Linked DNA regions of Mus musculus: region 2 is linked to region 1. A link is a loop called in an ENCODE intact Hi-C map of the cell type or tissue named here. Cell type or tissue: left cerebral cortex. All regions are shown on one strand. Links, peaks and the distances in the headings refer to the core of each region. The heading gives the core; the rest is flanking DNA. Region 1 overlaps Serinc5 (serine incorporator 5). Region 2 overlaps Serinc5 (serine incorporator 5).

Region 1 (10,270 bases), core at 1,477-9,476:
TCCCTCCTAAGGTGGCCTTCTTCGCAGCTTGTGGAGAGTTACACACCTCAGCTTTGGAGCCTTTGCTCTCTGGGAAAGGAGAGATAGATGGGCTTGTGTAGGGTCTTCAGAGTAGAGGGATCTGATAGGACCATGCAAAGTAAATCGGTCTACATGAGAGGGGGTGAGGGCTCATGAGATGGCTCACAAACCAGGTGACCTGAGTTCATTTCCTGGGACCTATCTGGTTGGAGGAGAGAACTGACTCCTGCAAGTGGTCCTGGAACCTCCGCATGCGTATTGCTTCCCCACTCCTATACACATAAAAGCCTACACATCTCATTGAGCGCTGTACTGTTAGAGCAGCCGATACGAAGCTGTGGAGTATCACGTTGGAGTTTACACTTTTCATTATCAAATTTATTTTTATGTACTTATCTACCACCAAACTCAAAAACTAGCCAAACAGTCCAGGCTGTCCTGGAACTCACTCTGTAGCCTAGGTTGGCCTCAGATTTACAACTCTATTGCCTTAGTGTTATGAGGACTCTATGCCAAAAACAGATACGTGGTGTCTTTTTACCATGGTAGAATTCATTAAAAACAAATGCACACAGTAAGTCAGTTTCTTTGACTGCAGTTTATGGAGTAGTCCTGTTTAGACCATTGGGCCTGCCTGCCTGCCCCAGGACCTCCTACAGCAGAGGCCACAACGGGAAGTGGATATTTGTTACCATCCACATATTCACTGTCAAGTTTCTAATGAGGAGTCTGGGAAATGCAACAGAATTTGACAGATTTTTCAGCATTGGGAAATACAATTGGCCATGGAGGGGCACGTGGGAGCTGGAATGTAGAGGTCACAAGCTAGGAGCATACACGGATAGGATGTAAGGGCACAGTTGCATGTGGGGGAGAAGGCACTGCAGGAGGCAGGTACTGAGGGGTGAAGATAGGGAGGTGGGAAGAGCCGAGTATTACCCTGTCTGAGAGCAAAGCCTGCTGATTTTTCTCCTGTCTTCTGAATATTTGCCCTCCTCTAGGATCTGGGGAGATGGATCTGTAGTAAAGAGCACTCACTCTTCCGAAAATCCTGAGCTTGGTTCCCTGCACTGCATCAGCTGCCTTATGGCTGCCTGTAACTCCAGCTCCGGGGAGATCTGTGGCCTCTTGTGCCTGCACACAAAGACAAGTGCCCCACCCATCTTTTTTTCATTAAAGGAAAGAATCTCTTCTATTAGTTTATGGTTCTAAATGTGAGGTTGCTTTATGTATGTGTATCATGTGTGCATGTGTGTGTGTAATTTGTAGGACAACCTGCTAGCTTTGTTTTTCTTCTTCCTCTGTGTGGATTCCAAGGATTGAACAGAGATGGCCCATGCAAGAGATCAGTATAATGAGCTTTAGGTTGTTGGTCAGAGGCCAGGGTCTAGCTGATTGAAGCCTGGTCTCTTAAATTGGTCCTAAATGTAGATTTAAAAATTGCTTTCTTTAGGTTTTGGTTTTATTCCTGCAAGCAGCTTTAGTAAGATCGTTAGGAGGAGCCAGGCAGCTACTTCCCAGGCAGCTAGAACACAAGTGCTAATTTTTCACATCCCCAGACTCCTTCATATTAACCTTGTTTCACTGCTTGTATCTGGCTGACTGTGAGCACTGTCACCAGTAGACCAGGTTCAGCCACTCCCCCGGAAACAAAAACGGCAAAAGAAATTAATGCTGGTGGAGGAAAGCAATCTACTGAGAGAGCCACAGTAGATTGGGAAGGATGCTGGGATCCAGCCACTACCTTTCTGCCTTTGAGAAGCTAATAAAGAGCTCTAGGGTCCTGTGAGGAGGAGGCAGAAGAGCCCAGGGGCAGCAGGCATAGTCAAGCCCTCTTGCTCTGATTGTAGTCGCTTGGTTATGAGTTCAGTACAGACTACCCCAGTGCTGGCTGCTGTCACCAGTAAACTCAGTTCCCATTGCTGGAGGCTGATCTGGGTTCAATTGCGAGACCCCGCCTCAATGAATAGCATGAAAGATGACCATGGCAGATAACTGACGTCAGCTTCCATCCATCCTCCACACACACACACACACACACACACACACACACACACACACTGCCACACAGGCACACACTGTCACACATGCACACACACTGCCAAACATGCACACACTCCACACACACAACCTTTAGCATATATTTAGTAGTATTAACTTAATAAAATAAACATCTATTTCACTGTTTTCTTTTAGACAGTGTATTATAAAGTGTCATAAGTAGTATCTCTTACTCTAGGCTTAGAGCCCCATGCTGTGCACTCATACAAGGAATGCAGAACCCAGCAAGACAAGCCACAGCCTCATGGGGCAAAATCCACATGGGGCACACTTATCACCTTCTCACTAGCACATTTTTTAAAAAAAGAAAGCTTGAGGTTGAAGAGATGGCTCAGCAGTTGAAAGCATTGTCTGCTTTTTCACAGGACCTGGTTTCAATTCTGAGGACCCACATGGTGGCTCACAGTCATGTGTGACCTTGGTCCCAGCAGGTCTGACACCCTCTTTTAGTGTCTGTGTGCACCAAGCATGCAAGTGGTAAACAGCTATACGTGCAGGAAGAAGTATATCTATACACACAAAATAATTATTTTTAAAAAGGAACCTGGTGAAAATAGTGTTAACCATTTTACAAATCAAAAGTTGCTCAGAATACCTAAGACTATGGTAAATTTGTCACTTCACTTTGGAAAAAGACGTTGTGTGCTTGTAGAAGTAGGTGGTGGAAGTTACAGCCTTGGGTTGCTGTGGAGTTGGGGGTGGAGGGTGGGAGGGGCACCTGCCATTGGATGGAGGCTGGTACCCAGGTCTGCTCTGGTGTGATTCAGCACCATTTGAATTGTGTACATCTTGACTATGATTGTACAGCTGATGTCTGGCATCTCACAGAGAAAACTGCGCTTCCTGTTGAGTTCTAATAATCCCTAACACATAAAGCCTGGTGGAACGTGGCAAACTTTCAAAGTAAGTGTAGAATGAAGAGCCTAGAGGCTCTGGACTTGCAGGCTTTCTTCTTCTGTTGAGATGTGAGGTCTGGACTAGGCAGGGAGCCCTGGACATCCAGCTTTTTAGGGATGTTCTCAGGTCACACTTCTGTTCAGCTGTGAGGTCTGGGGTTGCTCCAGAAGGCTCCTGTGGAGCTACTTCAGAAAGTTGGTGCTGGAAGGATCTGGCCCTCTGACCCGTCTGTGTGCTGCTTTCTTTTACTGTCCTAAGCAAACAGCTCCAGAGGGCGGATCCTCCAGTCTGGGGTCAGCTTTTCTTTATTGCCAGTGACCTCTGGCTCAATCCTTCTTCCTGCTAGCTGCCCAGGACTGAAAAACTTAGCTGTGTCCTGTAGAAGGACACAGTCATTACCATATAATAGTCATAAGGGGGGTGGTGTGCTCTTGTCAGTGTAAAAATACAGCTTTCCTCTTAAAGAGAACAAGAGAGAGTTTATTCTGGACTCATTCTGAGTGACCATGGCCTGGGATGTAGGTTACCCTATGGGGTGGTTTGAATGAGAATGACCCCCATAGATTCATGTGTTTGAATGTTAGGTCACCAGTTAGTGGAGCTGTTTGGGAAGGACCTAGTTGGAAGAGGTATGACCTTATTAAAGGAGGCATGTCACTGGGGTGGGCTTTGAGATTTCAAATGTCCACGTCAGTGCAGTCTTTCCCTCCCTGCTTGCAGCATGAGCATCCTGTAAGCTTTCAATTACTACTTCAGGGCCAGGCTAGTTAGTCTGCCTGCCATCAGGTTCCCTACCATGATCAAGGACTAACCCTCTGAAAGTGTAAGCAAGCCCCCAATTAGATACCTTCTTTAGAAGGAACCGTGCTCATAGTATCTCTTCTTAGCAATGGAAGAGTAACACAGACACTACAAGTTCCTTATTGCGTCATGGGAGCAGTTTCATAGTTTTACAGAAAAAAGTCATAAATTAAGACGGTGGTTACAGCAAGATGGAGGGAGCTTTTCTTTAGACCTCAGATGTTATCTGATGACATTTTTAGCTTTTGGGGTGTGGACGTTGGTGCTCTGCTAAATTAATATATTTAAAAGGTTTTTATCTGTTAATCACCAGATGTTAGTTCAGATTGGACACAGAGGTGGACGAGCAGTGGCTGTTGGGAGCTAAAATTACCCAAGATGAAGTAATCAGGCCTCTGGACCTGTGGATTTCCAGCCTCTCTACATCATTGCAGTTGTAAACAGTCTTTGTAAACCCAGCTTCTTTCCAGGAGTTTTCCTTCATAGTCTCCGACTCTTACGTCACAACAACCCCCCATTTGGCTGTTAGTCCTGCTGTCTGAGCAGTTTCAGTGTCCACCAGATCCACAGACAAAGTCAGGACACACCAAAGGAGGATTGTGCTCTGGGCTGAGAGGCTACTCTCAGGAGCCCATTAGTGCTCAGGTCCTGGTGGGAGTGCTACCTGAGCCTCCAGGTGCTGAGTTCTGACTGTTCATGGAGACAGTCTGGGAGGCCACAAGGTCTTCTGGAGCCAGAAAGATGTGGACCCTTCCCCAGTAACTAAGGCTCTCAGCAGGGCCTCCTTGAAGGGCAGTATTGCTGGGTGGGCAGCTTGCTCCCCTCCTGCAATGCACCAGTGTCCAGCATAAAGTGCACAGTATATCTTGAGAATCAGTGGCTGGGTATCGGGCTTTTTTCAAAGCAACCCAGCAAAGCTCGTGGCCACAGATTTTAAACATGATTGTGGGTTAAATCTTGACTTGACTTTTTTTTTTCATGCTGTATTTTTCTGTAATAAATGTGGCTTACGCTTTTTGTCTTTAAACTGCCCTAAAGTGCCTTTTAAACTCGTAAGAAGTTGCTTATTTTGTTATTGTTCCATAAACTTCTACCCTGTATGTGGATCACAAGATTTAACAGAAAACAGTCTTTAAAAATACTTCCGTACCCTGAGATGTACTTTGGGAAAGTTGCAGGTTGCTGAGTAAGAGAAATTAGGCCACTTCAGCAGCGTTGGGTAACCAATGAGGAGCTTTATGCAAATCATTTTACCCAACAGCGGCTTCTGGCTGGAGGCTTTGAAAAGCATGAGGCAGTAAATTATTTCCTTATGGTGATGGGGGTGGAGGCTGGGTAAGGGCTGCTGCTCATGGACGTTTCTTGCAAGCAAGTGATTCAAAGGACCGGTCTCAAACCATGCTTACCGCGGGGGTGATGTGGCAGACAGTGAGCTCTTGAGAGGCACATGGCTGCTCCCCAGTCCTTCTGTGTGGCTCTAGCATGTCCCCAAGGGGAAAAACTCCTGCTTTTCCTCTGTTCTTCCAATCCCTTGCCTTTTCTTTTTCTTTTTCTTAGTCTTTGGGAGAATGAAAATTAGTAACTTGCATACAAAATCTAGGCCTCCTCATGAAAAATTATCTATTTTTAAGGTAGATGCTGTTGTTCAGTCCTGTAATCCCAGTACTCGAGAGGCAGAGTCAGAAAGAGCAGGATTTCTACAAATTCACACAGTTTGGTTATACTCAGTGAGTTCTAGCTAGCCAGGGCTGTATAGCCAGGTGTCCCAGTAAACCCCAAGGCAACAGAAGCCAACAACAGCACACCACAGAGCGCCCACACGAAGGTTGAAAGACCAAGGTCCTAACTGGTTTCAAGAGCAGTCCTACATATACAGCATATACATATACATATACGTCCGCCTCCCCCTTGAGATATGTAACATGTAATATCTGTATATAATACATAACACGATGTATTGTAGATAGTCTGATAGATACTGATAAGAGACATTAAAGAAAAGCCACGAGGTCACTTTATGAACTGAGATACCAGAGAGGTGCTTCATCAGCTAGGGCCTGGCTGGGGCAGGGGTGTTGGCTTTTTGGCTGGGGCGGATCTGCCTGCCTTTCTTCCTTCCCAAAACAATTTTATGTGTATAAATGTTTTGCCTGTATGTGCACCAGGTACATGTCCTGAAGATCAAAAGAAAGTTTTTGGATCCTCTGAAACTGGCGTTGTGAGCCCCCAGGTAGATTCTGGGAATTGAACCTAGATCCTCTACAAGAGCCACGAGAGCTTTAAACCTTGGAGCCACCTCTCCGTTCTGTGCAGTTCTTTCTTAGGAAGGCGGTGCATGCCTCGCTGCTGTTTAGAATGCTTGTTCACTATTCTGTGTGGACCACTGTCTCACCTTTTCTCCGGGACTGGGGGATATAGTGGTTGGTACTGCTCAGGTAAAGGAGACAGGCCTTTGGGTTTATTGATCTCTTCTTACAGCTCAGATCTGTAGAACAGTCTTGCCCTACTTCTAGTATATAAAAGCTATAAAATTAAAGGACAAAAATAAGCAAGGTGGATTCTAACCTTGACTTGCTTATGTCATGTCTTAGAGGCAGCTTGCTAAACCTGAAGGACATTATGTTCAATAAAACAAGCCAGTTACAGAAGGACAAATATCGTATGACTCCATTCAGACAAAGTACCTGAAGTTGTTAAAACACAAAACAAGAGAAAGAGGGGTTCTAAAGGTTATGTATGGGGCAGGAAGCAAAAGGAGGAGCCTGTGTTGAGTAAGAAGAGTTTGGGGCTACGTGTGTGTCCTAAAGACCACGTGAATGTCCTTAATGCTGATGAACTGTAAGCAGACATATGGCTAAGGTGGTACACTCAGTGTTTTCACATATAAAAATGAGGTGAATTTGGGGGTGCAGAGAGGAAGGGATGGGCAAGTACAATGTTAAGTGAGGTCCTTGTCCTCCTTTGCGAGAAAGGAGTTGAAGAACAGACCACTGTGAGCCCATGTGTACCTGGTTGTCATATGTTCATTTTCAGTATGTGTTTGTGCACGCTGGAACATTTCTGAGAGGTGTTTGGCAGCAGTGGTCACTGCAGAGGATCGGTAGAGGAAGTCGGAGGGTAGGCAGTCATGTCTGGACATTAGGTTGTCATTTGACAGTTTTCTATGCTGTCTAGGTTCATCTTGCTATTTAAAATTTTCAAATCTTGTTTCGGCAAAGCTACATGGGTAAAATTTGGCATCTTGTATCATTGCATTTCTCAAGATTGCTTTGATTTTGAAACTGATATTGAAATCCCTGTCCTTGGAGAGTCAGAGAGTATAGGAGGAGGTGGTGCATGAAGCGTTTAGAAAGTGGGGGTGACCATAACAGAGCTAACCCACTTTTGTTCAGAACAGAAACGCAGATGTCTGGCTGCACATCTGGTACAACTATGTCCTGGTACTTATTTTTATCTGCATGCCCACAATTTACATATGTAAATGGAGGTTTTTTTTTTCTTCTGAAGTTCTGAGGTGTAACTAGAACTACAGAAAAGGAGTATACCGCCCACAGCAGTGGGTGTTAGGATGATAACTCAGCTGTCAGAGCTCCTTGTCTGGATTCCAGCTGGGCTGTGGGTTGTTAGCAAGTATCACTCCCAGGGCTGTTTTGGTGCAGGACGAAAAAACAGACTTGGGAGCTGCAGCGCCAAGACTCAGCCATTTCAACGTGTGCTCTTAAGGAAACTGAATGTTGAGAGACCCGTAAAGCACATAAAACACTTTATGTAAACTTTATAAAGCACTTTACAGCAGGCTTATGATTTCAGGAGCATGAAGCACTTTCAGCCCCCGAAGTGTTAGGAATTTGCCTTTGGGGGCACTTTGTTCTGCTTAAACTAACAGGTGCTCAGAAACACTCCTTATTCTTAAAGTGGGATTGGACAAATGCCCAACTTCCACTTCTCTCTTGAGCAGAAGATCCAACCAAATAGCTTAAGAAGCTTTTGTTATTGTATTGGTGGTGGTGGTGGAAGTGTGTGCGTGCATGTGTGAATCCTGTGTGTGGTGTGCACATGCTAAGGTGCACGTGTGCAGGTTGGAGAACAACATCTGACATTCAGGTCCAGGCCCATTGCTCGCAGTGGCTTTCCTTTCTTCAGCGTGTTGACAAGGTTAACCTGCTGCCAGTGATCAGCTTTTTTACCTTGAAAAAAATAGTATTGCTGTTGCTGTTTTTGTTGGTTTGTTTGTTTGTTTTGAGACAAAGTCCTACAATGTAGCCTTAGAACTTGCTATGGCGTTAGCCTCGAAGTCACAGAGATCTGTCTGCCTTCTCAAGTGCTAAGCTTAAAGTCATGTGCCACCATGCTACATTTTTTTATTATTATTTTTAATGCTGTGTGTGTCTGTCTGTCTGTCTGTCTATCTGTCTGTCTCTCTCTCTCTGTGTGTGTGTGTGTGTGTGTCTGTATTTGCATGTAGTAGTTGGTTTTTTGTCAACTGGTCACAAACCTAGACATCTAGGACAGAGAATCTTGACCTTCAGATTGGCCATTTTCTCATTTTCTTGATTAATGATGGGGGGGGGGAGCTCACTGTGGGCAGTGGTCCTGGAGTGACCTACATAAGCCATGAGATTAAGTCAGTAAGCGTGCAGCTTACACTGCTTTAGTTCCTACCTCCAGGCTTCTGCCTTGAGTTTCTGCCCTGACTCTTTAATGATGGAGTGAGTGTAACCAGAGAGAGCTGTTTACAGCTTCCCCAAGTTGCTTTTGGTGATGGTGTTTGATCCCAGCCACAGAAAACCAACTAGGATATTGCATGTGGCTTTGTGTACATGCAGGTTTCCAGGAAGGCCAGAGATGTAAGATCTCCCAGAGCTTGAGTTGTTACAGGTGCTTGGGTACCTCTGACATAGGGACCTAACGTGGGTGCTCTGCAGGAGCAGTAAGCACTCGTAAGTGCTGGTCTTTCTGAGACGGTTGACTCACCTGAGTTAAATGTTCATGGAACTTTGGCTGTAACTGGCACAGGCCTGCATAGGTTCTGATGGAGACCTGAGATGTGGTTCTGTTTACACACAACCACAGCATATCCTGTGGCAGTTGGGATGGGGCATTCTGTCTGTCAGTAAGATTGCCCTGAGACAGACATTTGAAGCACAAATCCCACGCCATAAGGATCATCTTCAGGCACTAGTAACTTTACTGGAAAGTAAATTTTGATTGGGTTTTAAAAAAATAAAGGCAGCTGAGGAAGGCGAGTGTCCGCGTGCTGCTGCGCTCTGCTGGCCTCGTGTGCATGCACTCACTGCCTGCAAGATCTCCTTGACCATGGATTTTTGGGGCAGGTGGAAGAGCGTCAAAACAGTGTATTCTAGGTATCCTAGAGATCTGGTGAGGGAAAACTGACTTGTGGAGCCAGATGGACCTTGGGGTCAGAGATCAGGATTTTAGTCATTCCTAAAGTGATTTCTGTCGACCTGTCAGTGACTCAGGTTCTGAAAGTGGTAATTGTGATTCGGTATAGAGTTCCTATTAAGATTTAGTGAAAGTCCTTTAGCAGGTACGGTGGGGTGGGGTGGGGGTGGGGTGACGTGGGCTTGATAATGGGCGAATGAATGATCAAGAATGGAGGGCACTTTCACCCACACACATGTATGTATGTATGTATGTTTGTATGTATGTATGAATATAGTAAATGCTAGGTAGAGAGTTTCTGTAGTTTAGATCTTCACCTGTTTCTGGCCATGTTGACAGCCGTACTTTGAACTCATTCTGGCTGCTTGAAGGTTTCAGGAATTCCCTGTGTGAAGGTTGATTTTGGTTTACTTCACCAGAGCATCGACTCTGCGAGTCTCATTCTCAGGGTGTTACTCTATGCAAAGCATGTTGCTGGTACTGTGTCCAGTGAGAAAGCTAGAGATAAGAATTAGATATGACCTTAGCAATCTGATTATCTGTTCTCCCAAATCCCAAGTGTATTTGTTTACAAAAAAGTGCTGTGTTCTTTCTGCTTGCCATCTGCCCATATATAATTGGGAGCAGGTGGTGAAGGCTTAAGGAAAATTTATGGATTAAGAAATAAAAAGTTAAGCCCTCTTTCTCTGTCTCTTTCTGTCTCTGTCTCTGTGTGTGTGTGTGTGTGTGTCTGTGTCTGAGTCTGTGTGTCTGTATGTCTGTCTGTTTCTCTCTCTTCCTCTCTCTCTCTCTCTCTCTCTCTCTCTCTGTGTGTGTGTGTGTGTGTGTTGAAGTGTAAGGTCTGTTACTATTCAGGTGTGGTGAGGTCAGCAGACCAGAGAACTACATTGCAAAGATACTTGTTACAGTCAGAGAGGAAAGGGATAAGGAGCATTGCTCAGCTACATGGGGAACCACAGACACAGGCTGGACTTGGCCCTTTGTTGTGGCTTCCTTGAGAAAGACCCAGGCCAGAGTGTGTGTGGGATGAGGTGGGCAGGGTAATCTCAGAGTAATCTCTGGGTGGTTAGTGTGGCTCAGAACCTAG
Region 2 (10,270 bases), core at 821-8,820, 61 kb after region 1:
GAGACTCCACTTTAAAAGCACTTCAAAGATCCCTGGAGGGAAAAGTCGGTGATGGGTGGTTCTGGGAAGATATTTTCCGGTACTGAAGCTTCATTTGGACAGGAGCCTTTTCAGAGCTGTTTTACTTCAGTGTGTTGTATGTTTTGTTTCTCTGTGTAAGAAATTCAACTTGTCATGGGCATGCTATGATTTTCCTCTTGCTGAAACTAAACAATCATGGTGGTGACAGACTGTGTAAACACAGAGTGGAAGAGCACTGACAGGCTCTCTAACAGTCCTGCTGAGAGGAAGGGCCAGCCAGTAAGGGCCTCCACACTGCAAAGGGCTTACTCAGAACCATGACCTAGCCAGGAAATGCTTGCTCCTGTGCTGTGTGGCTAAAGTACTGGTTCTCTAACGAGGATCCTCAGTCTGCCTGTGCCACCTGACAGTCTTTCCCTTAGGTCAGAAGGGACCTTGGTGGTTGTCCCTTCTGACACTTAATTCTTCACTTGTCTACTTAGTACCTGCTATACTGAAACAGAGACAGTTGAGGGGAGATGTCTGAATCAGTAAAGGGCTTGCCGTGTAAGTTCAAAGACCTAAAGTCGGATCTCCATGCCCATGATAAGAGCTGAGTTTTGTCACCCACACCACTAACCCTAGTGCTGGGGATGTCCACAGGTGCAGTACAACTTGATGACCAGCCAGTCTAGCCAGTAAGCTTCAGGTTCAGTGAGGGACCCTGTCTCAGGAGAGTAAGGCAGAAAGAGATTGAGGAAGATACCCAGTATGTGCTGGCCTCTCCATGCTCACACATGTATGTGTGCACGTACACACAGGCATATACACAATTAAAAAGAAAAAGAAACAGTGAGGGGCATTCAAGTCCATGGCCATTTCCAGTGATCCCCAGCCTCATGCAGCCACTTTCCCCTGCTAGCTAGTTGATTGTCAGCTTGAAACAAGCCAGGGTAATCTGAAAAAACAAACAAACAAACAAAAAACAGAATTTGGAGAAAAATGACACCATTGGATTGGCCTGTGATCCAGCCTTAGTTGCATTTTCTTGATTAATGATTGATGTATGAGGACCCAGTGCACTTGTGGCCGGTGCCATCCCTGGGCAGGTAGTTGAAGTAGAAGGCAGGCTGAGCAAGCCATGAGGAGCCAGCCGGTAAGCAGTGCTCTTCCATGGCAAGTGGTGCTCCTGCATGGCAAGCAGTGCTCCTCCATGGCAAGTGGTGCTCCTGCATGGTCTCAGCTCCAGTTCTTGTCACAAGAAATCTGTCCAAGGAATCTGACACCCTCTTCTGGACTCTAGGACACTGCACACACATGCTAAACAGACATGCATGCAAGCAAAACTCTCATGAACATAAAGTTAAAAAAATAAAAATCTCAAGAATATTGGTCAATCAAGAGCGAAGTAGGTTATAAAGATCATTCCTTTAAAAACATTCAAATACACTTGTGTTTATAAAAATTCCCAGGAGGGGGGATTGGCGAGGTGGCTTAGTGGTTAGAGCACTTGATGCTTTGCAGAGGATCCTGGGTCAGTTCCCAACTCCCACATGACAGCTCACAGCCATTTGTATATAACTCCAGTCCTACTGCTTTCTCTGTGGCCACAAGACATACACGTGGTACACAGATATAATACATAAACACTCATACACATAAAATAAATCTTTTAAAAAGAAGCAAACAAGCCCAGAAACCCCCAGGAGGAGACAGCCAGAGTTGTGGTAGTAGTGGCATTAGAGAGAAGTGACAGGGTTTAGATTTGCTGCGGCCATCAGTGGGAAAGAGCAGAATCCTACTGGGTACACAGCGTACATTGACAGTAGTGGGAGTGTCTCACAGTGTGGACTATTTACCCATTCAGATTTTTTCCTGCTTCTTAGAGTTGCAAAGACTCACTTTTACAGCTAGGCATATGGGTGCATGCCTGTAATCCCAGCTAATATGGGAGGCTGAGGCAGGAGGATTACAAGTGTGATGCTAGCCTCAGCAATTTAAAAAAACTCTAGTTTTATTTAAGTCACTTTTAGGACTGGGAGTGTGGCTCAGTGGCAGAGTGATGCACACAGGTGTATGCACACACACACACACAATAAGAGGAACTCAAGTCAAAGGCCATTTCCAGTGAGCCCATAAAGTCACCATGACTTAGCACAGCCTTTGTGAGGATCTGGGTTTAAAATACCCAACCCACCCAAGAAAGAAATCACTTTTAATTTTGTGCTTAGCTTAGTGGAAATGAATTTGCCTATCATTCTGTATGTATAAACCCTAGGTCTAATCCATGGTGTTATAAAAACAAAACAACAAAAACCAAGCATAAAACAGAAAGATCACATTTTCAAGAGATAGTCTGAGAATTGCAGCATCACAGTGGAGATTGTTAGTTTGATATTCCCCAAAGACATTAATTTTCAAAGCTGACAGCTGCTATTTAGAAATCTGTCTAAATGCCAACAGCAGACGTTTTCTGAATGCTGGTAATTAAACTGCAGAAGTGTAATGGCCAGTGGAATGCTGGGACAAAGCAGCAGCCTGCACAGAGTATAACCTGCTGCTCGTTTATGCTTCTGTAGCACATAGGCTTGAACGCACTCTCAGGAGTTGGCTGAGCATCACGTGGGGGTCTGGAGATTGATGCTTACTGTAATCACCCCTTGCAGCACCAGGAGGAGTCAGCTTGGAGAATGTTATAAACAAACGGTTTGGCATCTTTGAAGAAAGGACCTGCTGCTAAGGGAAGGCCCCAGTAACATGAAGGGGTTTTCAGCTATTTCCAGAGTTTACATAAAAGGAGCATGGGAGGCTGGGGAATGTTCTCAAGTGAGGCCACACTGTCTGCGTAGAAGCTGTTATTTGAATGATTGTAGGAATGCTTAATTTCTTGGTGGAAACTGTACTGACTAGAACACCAGATTATAGGAGAATAAATTACCAGTGTTCCATGTAAAACCCAGGATTGTCTGCGGTGACATTTTGTAATGTCATTTTGTAATAAAAAGCTTGGCTCCCGTGGCTCTTCTCAGTTCCCTGGAGGATCCTTGTCTCCCAAATACTTCCTTGGGTGCCATGACTGCCCTGGGTCCTCAGGCGCTTCCTGAGAGTACACTTCCTCTGTGCTGAATTCTCTCTCTGGCCTCGCTTTCTGGCAATGCTCTCTCTAGAACCCCTGTGATGGAACATCCCAGGACCCCAAGAGAGCTCACCTGCCAAAGTTCCCTAAGAGCTGGCTCTATTGATCCAGCTGAAACCTGTGACAAAGTCCAGCTCCCAAAGGCCTCTAACTCCTTCCTTGGACTCGAGGTTGGAGCACTATTTTATTTCCAGCTGAACCTGTCAGACTGGACAGGACCCTGGAGGCCTTGTGAAGAATGGAGTATGTTCCTACAACTCTGTACCTCAGCTTCAGGAACCTCGGGCTGAGCCACCTTTGTTAGCCATGTGGAGAGATGACATTTACATAGTGACTGGTTTATTATCATTAGAACAAAACACCTGATCAAAAAGTCTTAAGGGAGAAGAAATTTATTTCGGCTCATGATTTCCCAGAGAGTCCCAGATTGCTTTCTATTACTGTGATAAAGACCATGGCTATACCGACTAGACTCAGGTAGTCATTTGGAAAGAGGGAGCCTAAATTAAGAGACTGCCCTCATCAGACTAGACTGTGGATAAGCCAGTGGTGCGTTTTCTGTATAGATGATGACATGAGAACTTATTGTGGGCAGGGTTACCCCTGGGCAGTGGTCCTAGGGACTATAAGAGCAAGCCCTGAAGAACAAGGTAATGAGGAGTGCCCTCTACACACGCTCTTGCCTCACACTCTTGTTTGAGTGTCTCCTGCCCGACTTCCCTCAGAGATAACAGTGATCTGAAAGCTGAAATAAGCCTTTCTCCTCCAAGTTGCTTTTGAAGTGTGTTTATCACAGCGATGGAAATGTCAACTAAGACAGTGACCACATAAGTGGAGAAAGGGGTTTCTTTCACCTTACAGCTTGCAACCTGTCAAAAGAGGAGGGCAGGGCAGGAACACACGGAAGGAACCTAGAGGCAGGAGCTGAAGAAGAGACCATTGAAGAGTGCTGTTGACTGGCTTGCTGTTCATGGCTTGCTCAGCCTGCTTTCTTGTACTACCCAGAGCCACCTGCCCAGGGCTAGCACCACCCACAATGGGTTGGGTCCTCCTACTTTTACCAATTTAAGCTTTGCGCGCTAATGGTCTTTCCAGCCCAAAGTTCCTAATATTTTGCAACCCTTCCCAGATCAGGTCTGTCACAGCAATAGCCAAGTCTTTGGTGCCAATTTCTGTTCTAGTTGCTTTCTATTGTGACAGTGATCACCCCAAAGATGCTAGGGTGCTAACTAAGCTGGGTGACCTGCATAATTAGATTATTAGGAAACATTTGTTTTATAAAGTATTCCTTGGCTATTTTCATTTAGTTATGCTTAAGAGAAAAGAAATAACCTTTAGTATTTAAGCCACCTAGGAAAATACCCATTGAATATAAAATGGGAAAGCTAAGAATCTATATTAAATGCTGAGCAACTTCCTAGTTCAAAATAGGACGCTCACAGCAGTACAGCGTGCCATGTGGAACAAGGGGGTATGCTGTGCTGGTAAGGACGGTTGGCTTAAGCTGAGAACCAACGGCATCCTGAGGAGCAGTGTTCTCTCTGCACAGTCTGGGCCTGCTGCTCTTCTCTAAGGAGAAAGGAATGGCGGTCATTTGCTTTTTTATTTTAGAAATCCTGCCACTGCCTCAGCAGCTAGCCAGAACTCTCCATGTCTATACATCAGGAACGTGGGCTGGCCTCCTCTGGCTCCCACAGAATTCTGGTCTTCTTTGAATCACTAATCACACAGCTCTGTGGGAACATGGTTGCCTTTTGTCACACAAAAGGCATGGGGTGTGTCCCGGGCCTGCCCTGTCCATTTTCTAGTATGAATTGAAAGGTCTGTGATCTCCAAAAGCAAATTGGGCATTTTCTTGGAATTTTCTGGGACCCGTGGGACTTCGGCTCACTCCACAGTGAACTAAAGCAGGTGCTCAGGTGGCGTTTGCGCTGTGCACGATCTGACGATCTGACAATACTGCAGAGGTTGGGTATTGCAAGGGTTTCTAGAGAGAGGGGAAGGCAGGCAGTGTTTTGGTGAATATGTAAATAATTACAAGGAACATCTGTGTCACATTGCAATGTGATGCAGCTGTTTTCTGAATGGTGACAGATTGCACCACTTGGGGCTGTTGTCCCTCTCCTCAGCCTTGCTTCACCACAGATTATAGTGACTGACATCTGTAATCCCATCACTCAGGAGGTTGAGGCAGGAAGATGGCCACAAGTTTAAGGCTAGTATGGACTACATAGTGAGTTTCAGACCAGCAAGGGCGGCATAGTAAGACTGTGCCTAGAATGAATGGATGAATGTGTCTGGGAGCTGACTTTATGGGTAAACTAGTTAATATGCAAGCGCAAAGACCTAAGTTCAAAGTCCTAGAACTCAGTAAAATCGGACACATCTCGTGCCTGTAATCCCAGTCCTCTACAGTGAGACGGGTGAGGGAGAGAGATGGGGAGCCCCTGGTAGCTCAACAGGAGACCTGGAAAATGGGAGACCCTGTCTCAACCAAAGTGCAGGCAAGGACTTATGCCGCCTCTCCCTTCACATGCACTCAGTGTTACACACATACATGCATATTACAGAGACACACACAGAGGGAGAGAGACAGAGACAGAGATGGGGGGCACTTTAAGAGTTTACAGAACCATGTTTTTGTTAATAATTCTCATGAGTTTTATGGGGATAGTCCTTTTACTGTGGTTGCCTCTACTCTGCATAAGGACAAGACTGTCCCTACGGATGAAGTGAATGTAAATAGTGTTAGACAGAAAACGAAATCCTCCCCCATTTTAGTGCCATCTGGTGCAAAGAATGAGGTGTCAAAGGTGCTTGAATCAGAAGGTTTGTCTTCCCAAAACTTTATTCCAAAGAATTTATGGAGTAGTGATGGAAGTGCTTTTAAAGAGTTTTCCTCAATTTCCAGCCGAAAACTTCAGATACTAAAATTAAAATTTTGTCTTTCCCCAAGGAAACTTCCTACTGTACTATAGTATAACTGGCATGCAGAAGTCTTGAGTGCATAACCAGATGAGAGTGTTCTTCCGAATATGGCCAGTGGGAAGTTTTTGTCCTTCCCTTACCAGTCGGGATGGAGTAGAAGAATTGTGGATTGGGGTCTGGATCCCAGAGGACCTCTTTTTCTATTGCTCCCCATAGCCCATTGATACCTTTTCTCCTTGGGCAGGAGACTGAGGGGACAGACAAGGCCCTGCTGCTTCCTGGTTGAGGCTGACTTGATGGACATGAATCTTAATCTCTGCCTGTGCACTAGGAGCCTAACCGCATGAGCAGTCACCCCTGTGTCCTGTGTCCTCGTAAACTTGCTTCTTTGTGAGCTACATTTTCACAGACGAGGCCCTGAGGCTCAGAACAGGGGCTGCCACACGCAGCACACTTGGCCTTTAGGGATTATCTGCAAAATGCATGTATAAAGTTAGGCTAAGTGTTGAATATATGTTTGTTTAAAGTGCTTCCATGTTTTTATATATGGGAGAAATGAGCACTTTTACCATTGTCAGTCAATGTTACAGATTGTTTTGCCTCTCTAGATATGGAGGAAAGATAGGGAAAGATTTTGAAACAGGGTGCTGTGTAGGCCAGGCTGGTCTCACATTCATTATGTAGTCGAGGATGGCCTTGAATGTCTGATCTTCATACCTCTTCCTCTCGGGTTGTGATTACAGGTCTTTATAACCACACACAGTTTATGGGGTGCTGGGAACTGAACCCATAGCTTCGGGCATACTATGCAGTCACTCTACTAGCCGAGGGACATTGCCTGGACTTAACAAAACAAATAACTTTTGATCTCTAAGTGAGACTGGAGAGTGGGGTGGTGATAAGGTAAAGGTAGAACATGAGGAGCAGCAAGAAGCCTTGTTGAGAAAAGACTGACAATATCTGCAAACTTGTGTCTGGATAAAATGATCTAGAGCAGTGTGCTTACAAAGATAGTTGTGGAATCCACCATCAAGCTTGCTGTCAAATGGAATATCACAGTAGCTTGTGTTCATCCTTCAGTGCCTGCTGTGAGGGGACTGGCTCCAGGATCCTACACCCCTACCCTATGCCATCCTACCCTGCCACCGACACCACGTCAAGTGCTTACATATCGAATGGTAGAGGCAGAATTCTACATAAGCTCTACGTACATCCTCCAGATGTGCTAAATTGTCTCTAGATGGTGTGTTTGATATAGTGCAAATACAGTATAAATAACATAAGACATCATTACTTAGGAAGTAAGAGCAAGGGAGAAAAACAGACGCACCCCTGCCCACCTAGACACCGTTATGCAAGGTTAAATAAATCCACAGATGGAGACACTTCCATCAAGTGTCAACGGGCAGGGCGGGAGAGGGGCGCCCAGAGCTGAGGGCATGGGGAGCCTTACAGGCCGCTTTCCCTCCACTCAGATGACAGCTTCTCCCTGTGCTCTTGCACTCTGTTCTCTCCTAGTTTGACATCGACAACAAGGTCGAGCTCGGATGCTCTGCAGAGTCGATACGGAGCGCCAGAGCTGGAAGTAAGTGCGCGTCCTTCCTTCTCTTCCGGCTTCTGCTCAGGGCCCTGTTCTCAGGAGAGCCTTTTGTGCATTTGGTTTTTGTTTTTGTTTTTGTTTTTGTTGTTGTTGTTGTTGTTTTTTTTTAATTAAAAGTAAGTTTTTCATATAGAATATTCCAATCATGGTGTCTCCTCCCTTCTCTCTTCCCGCCCCCCACACCCTTTATCCACCCAATCCAACTCCATGCTTCTCTCTCTCTCTCTCTCTCACACACACACACAGACACACAGACACACACACAGACACACAGACACACACACACACACACACACACACACACACCCACCAGGCCAATTAAAACAAAAATCCAAAGCAAACACAGGAAAGAGAAAACACACAAGCAACACTTAGACACTTGTGGAGATGTCCGTGGTGCCCGTATGTATACTAAGCCTATACAAACACAGACTCAGAAAGGCTAACACGTGAGCCGTGCTGAATAAGGCAGGAAATGCTCAGATGAGGCGGCTACACAAACCCCATTGAGCTTGTTTTGTGTTGGTCATCTTTGCCTGGGTGTGGGCCTGGGCAGGAGATAAGTATAAGTCTGGCTTGTATACCCAGTGAGAAGACTAATTTTCCTTTGCAGTGTATTGATTTTTTTTTTTTTTTTTGGCACTCATAGTTCTGTTTTTCTGTCTAAGAAAGAATAAGATTTTTGTATACAAAAAGAACTATTGTCCTATGTGTTAAAATGAGAGAACTCTCAATTTTTCGTCAACAGTGTTGCCACTGGCTTGGCACTCTGCACCCACCCCGAGTCTAAAGCTCGGGGAACCATGTTCAGCCACCCCTTGTTTAGTCTCTTTGGCTGTAATGGCGTAGGTTTTCTGTCAGTTCTAAACCACACACCTGCTTGACGCCCGTCTGCATTCCCCACGTGCAGCGTAGCTGTGGGGTTATGTATCAGCGCTCTGGAGGAAGACACAGGCAAGGAAGAGAGCCGAGCACGTTCTGCACACACTGCACATACAGCGGGAACGCTGACACCTCAGTTATGGGTCAGTTCCAGCACACACTTGTCATTCAGTGAGGAACTGTAAGCGTATAGATCACGCCATTCACCTCCATGTCAAGGTCTGAGGGAGTGTTTAGCTCACTGTCAAAACATTTCCTGTTTTCCCTTTCCTGTGTAGAAGTCTTTTTTTTTTCTGGAGCTCTTGGTGAAACATGAACCATAGTCAGAAAACTCAACCATACAGGACAGTTAAGATGAGACTTGGCAGCCAGGGTGGCGGTGGCACACGCCTTTAATTCTAGCACTTAGGAGGCAGAGGCAGGAAAACCTCTCTGTGAGCTCAAGGCTGCCCAGAACCTGGGGCTGCAGTGACTGCTCAGTCATTTAGCACTTACAGGTGCTGACTGTCTAAAGCCGTGTAGTTTCACATCGTCCTCACAAAAGCAGTGTTCCTTGCATTTCACAGAGGGAAGAGCATTCCCATTTCCCAGGATGGGCCCTTGGGTACGTGTTCTTGACTGCGCATTGCCTGGGAGCACCACTGCTGTCCCAGCCCCTCCTGTCCCAGTCCCTGCAGCTGACTTTGCTGGCGTCTGGCCACTGGATCCATTCAAATAGCATTTACTGGACGGACAAGCCCTGGTGTCTTTCCAGATATGGATGGGCACTTGGCTCTGCAGCTGGCCATTTGGGATGCCTTTCCAGTGCCTAGCCTAGAGATAGTGCACCATTATGAAGGCCTGTTATCCTGCCAGCCTCAGAATGCAGAGGAGGAAACTGTGCTGGCTTGAATAGGTTACTGCTGTCTGTTACAGAGGAGCATGCTCTGCAGAAGCCTTCTTTGTGCCTTTGTTCCTACCATTGACTGGGTGGCCACCTGCTGGGGGTGTGAGCATTATGGTTTCAATGTCTCCTTTGTGTACAGCCTTCAAGCTCAAACAGCAGCAAGTCCCCAGGTTAGATTTAAGAGAGAAAGTTGTTCTCCTTTGAGGGAGAAGCCGCCCACTGTTTGCTTCTAAGCAAGTGGGTTCGTGCCCCCACATCATTGCCTATGAAAGACCAAGCTCATGTTTTCTGTGGTAACTTAAGCTTCAAAAGAAACGGGAATGAATAGAGTGGGCCCACTGACTTCTGAACTGTAGACTGCCTCACAGCATCCAAGTCTTGTGGAGCAGGAGGAAGCAAAAGCTCCAGCGGGACTTGAGGGATGAAAGGCTGTGTTCTCCTGGCCCTCAGCTCTGGCTCTCTGGGATTTTTGTAGCTAAGCCCTATTCCATAGAGATAGGAAAGACCATTGCTTCTCAGATGGTCTTGGTAAGTGTAGTCATTCCGTTCTTTCTTATTCTGTTTATCAGTCTTCCTGCAATCATGTAATAAACTTTCATAATTTTGTCTCTTTTTCTTTGAGCTTACTGTTTTGAACAAGTAGGAATTATGATATAAAATTCAAAATGTACTAAAGAAGCAAGAATTCCAGCCTTCTGTATCCACAGCCAGATCAGCAGCCTGATTGCTTATTTTGTTTGATTTATAAGAAAGGATCTCACTACATAACCCAGGCTGACTGCTTTGAACTCTGCGGCTCCCGGGCTAGTCTTGAGTTCACTGCACTGCTCGGACCATC

Evidence for each region. Hi-C counts contacts between places; a loop is a spot of excess contacts. Peaks named below come from ENCODE experiments on the same cell type or tissue, not always from the same donor. Only the 100,000 strongest peaks of a DNase experiment are listed, where the experiment ranks them.
Region 2: it touches region 1 in a loop (3-fold over the local background); 2 of 42 quality-filtered maps call a loop at or near these places.

Annotation. Positions count from the first base shown.
Region 1 is chr13:92,631,985-92,642,254 of GRCm38, forward strand. All of the region lies in intron 1 of Serinc5 (serine incorporator 5), which reads left to right. Among named protein-coding and RNA genes, the nearest start is that of Serinc5, 26 kb to the left of the region's middle. In left cerebral cortex, for the core only: no CTCF peak of the experiment used is centred there; DNase peaks (open chromatin) are centred at 1,570, 5,101, 6,798 and 7,337; H3K27ac peaks cover 2,822 bases.
Region 2 is chr13:92,694,095-92,704,364 of GRCm38, forward strand. It overlaps Serinc5 (serine incorporator 5), which reads left to right. Exons shown (of 12, transcript NM_172588.2): 9 at 7,583-7,649. It overlaps Gm41018 (a long non-coding RNA gene), which reads right to left. Exons shown (of 4, transcript XR_003950693.1): 4 at 8,333-10,270. Among named protein-coding and RNA genes, the nearest start is that of Gm41018, 7.9 kb to the right of the region's middle. In left cerebral cortex, for the core only: no CTCF peak of the experiment used is centred there; DNase peaks (open chromatin) are centred at 2,568 and 4,803; H3K27ac peaks cover 803 bases.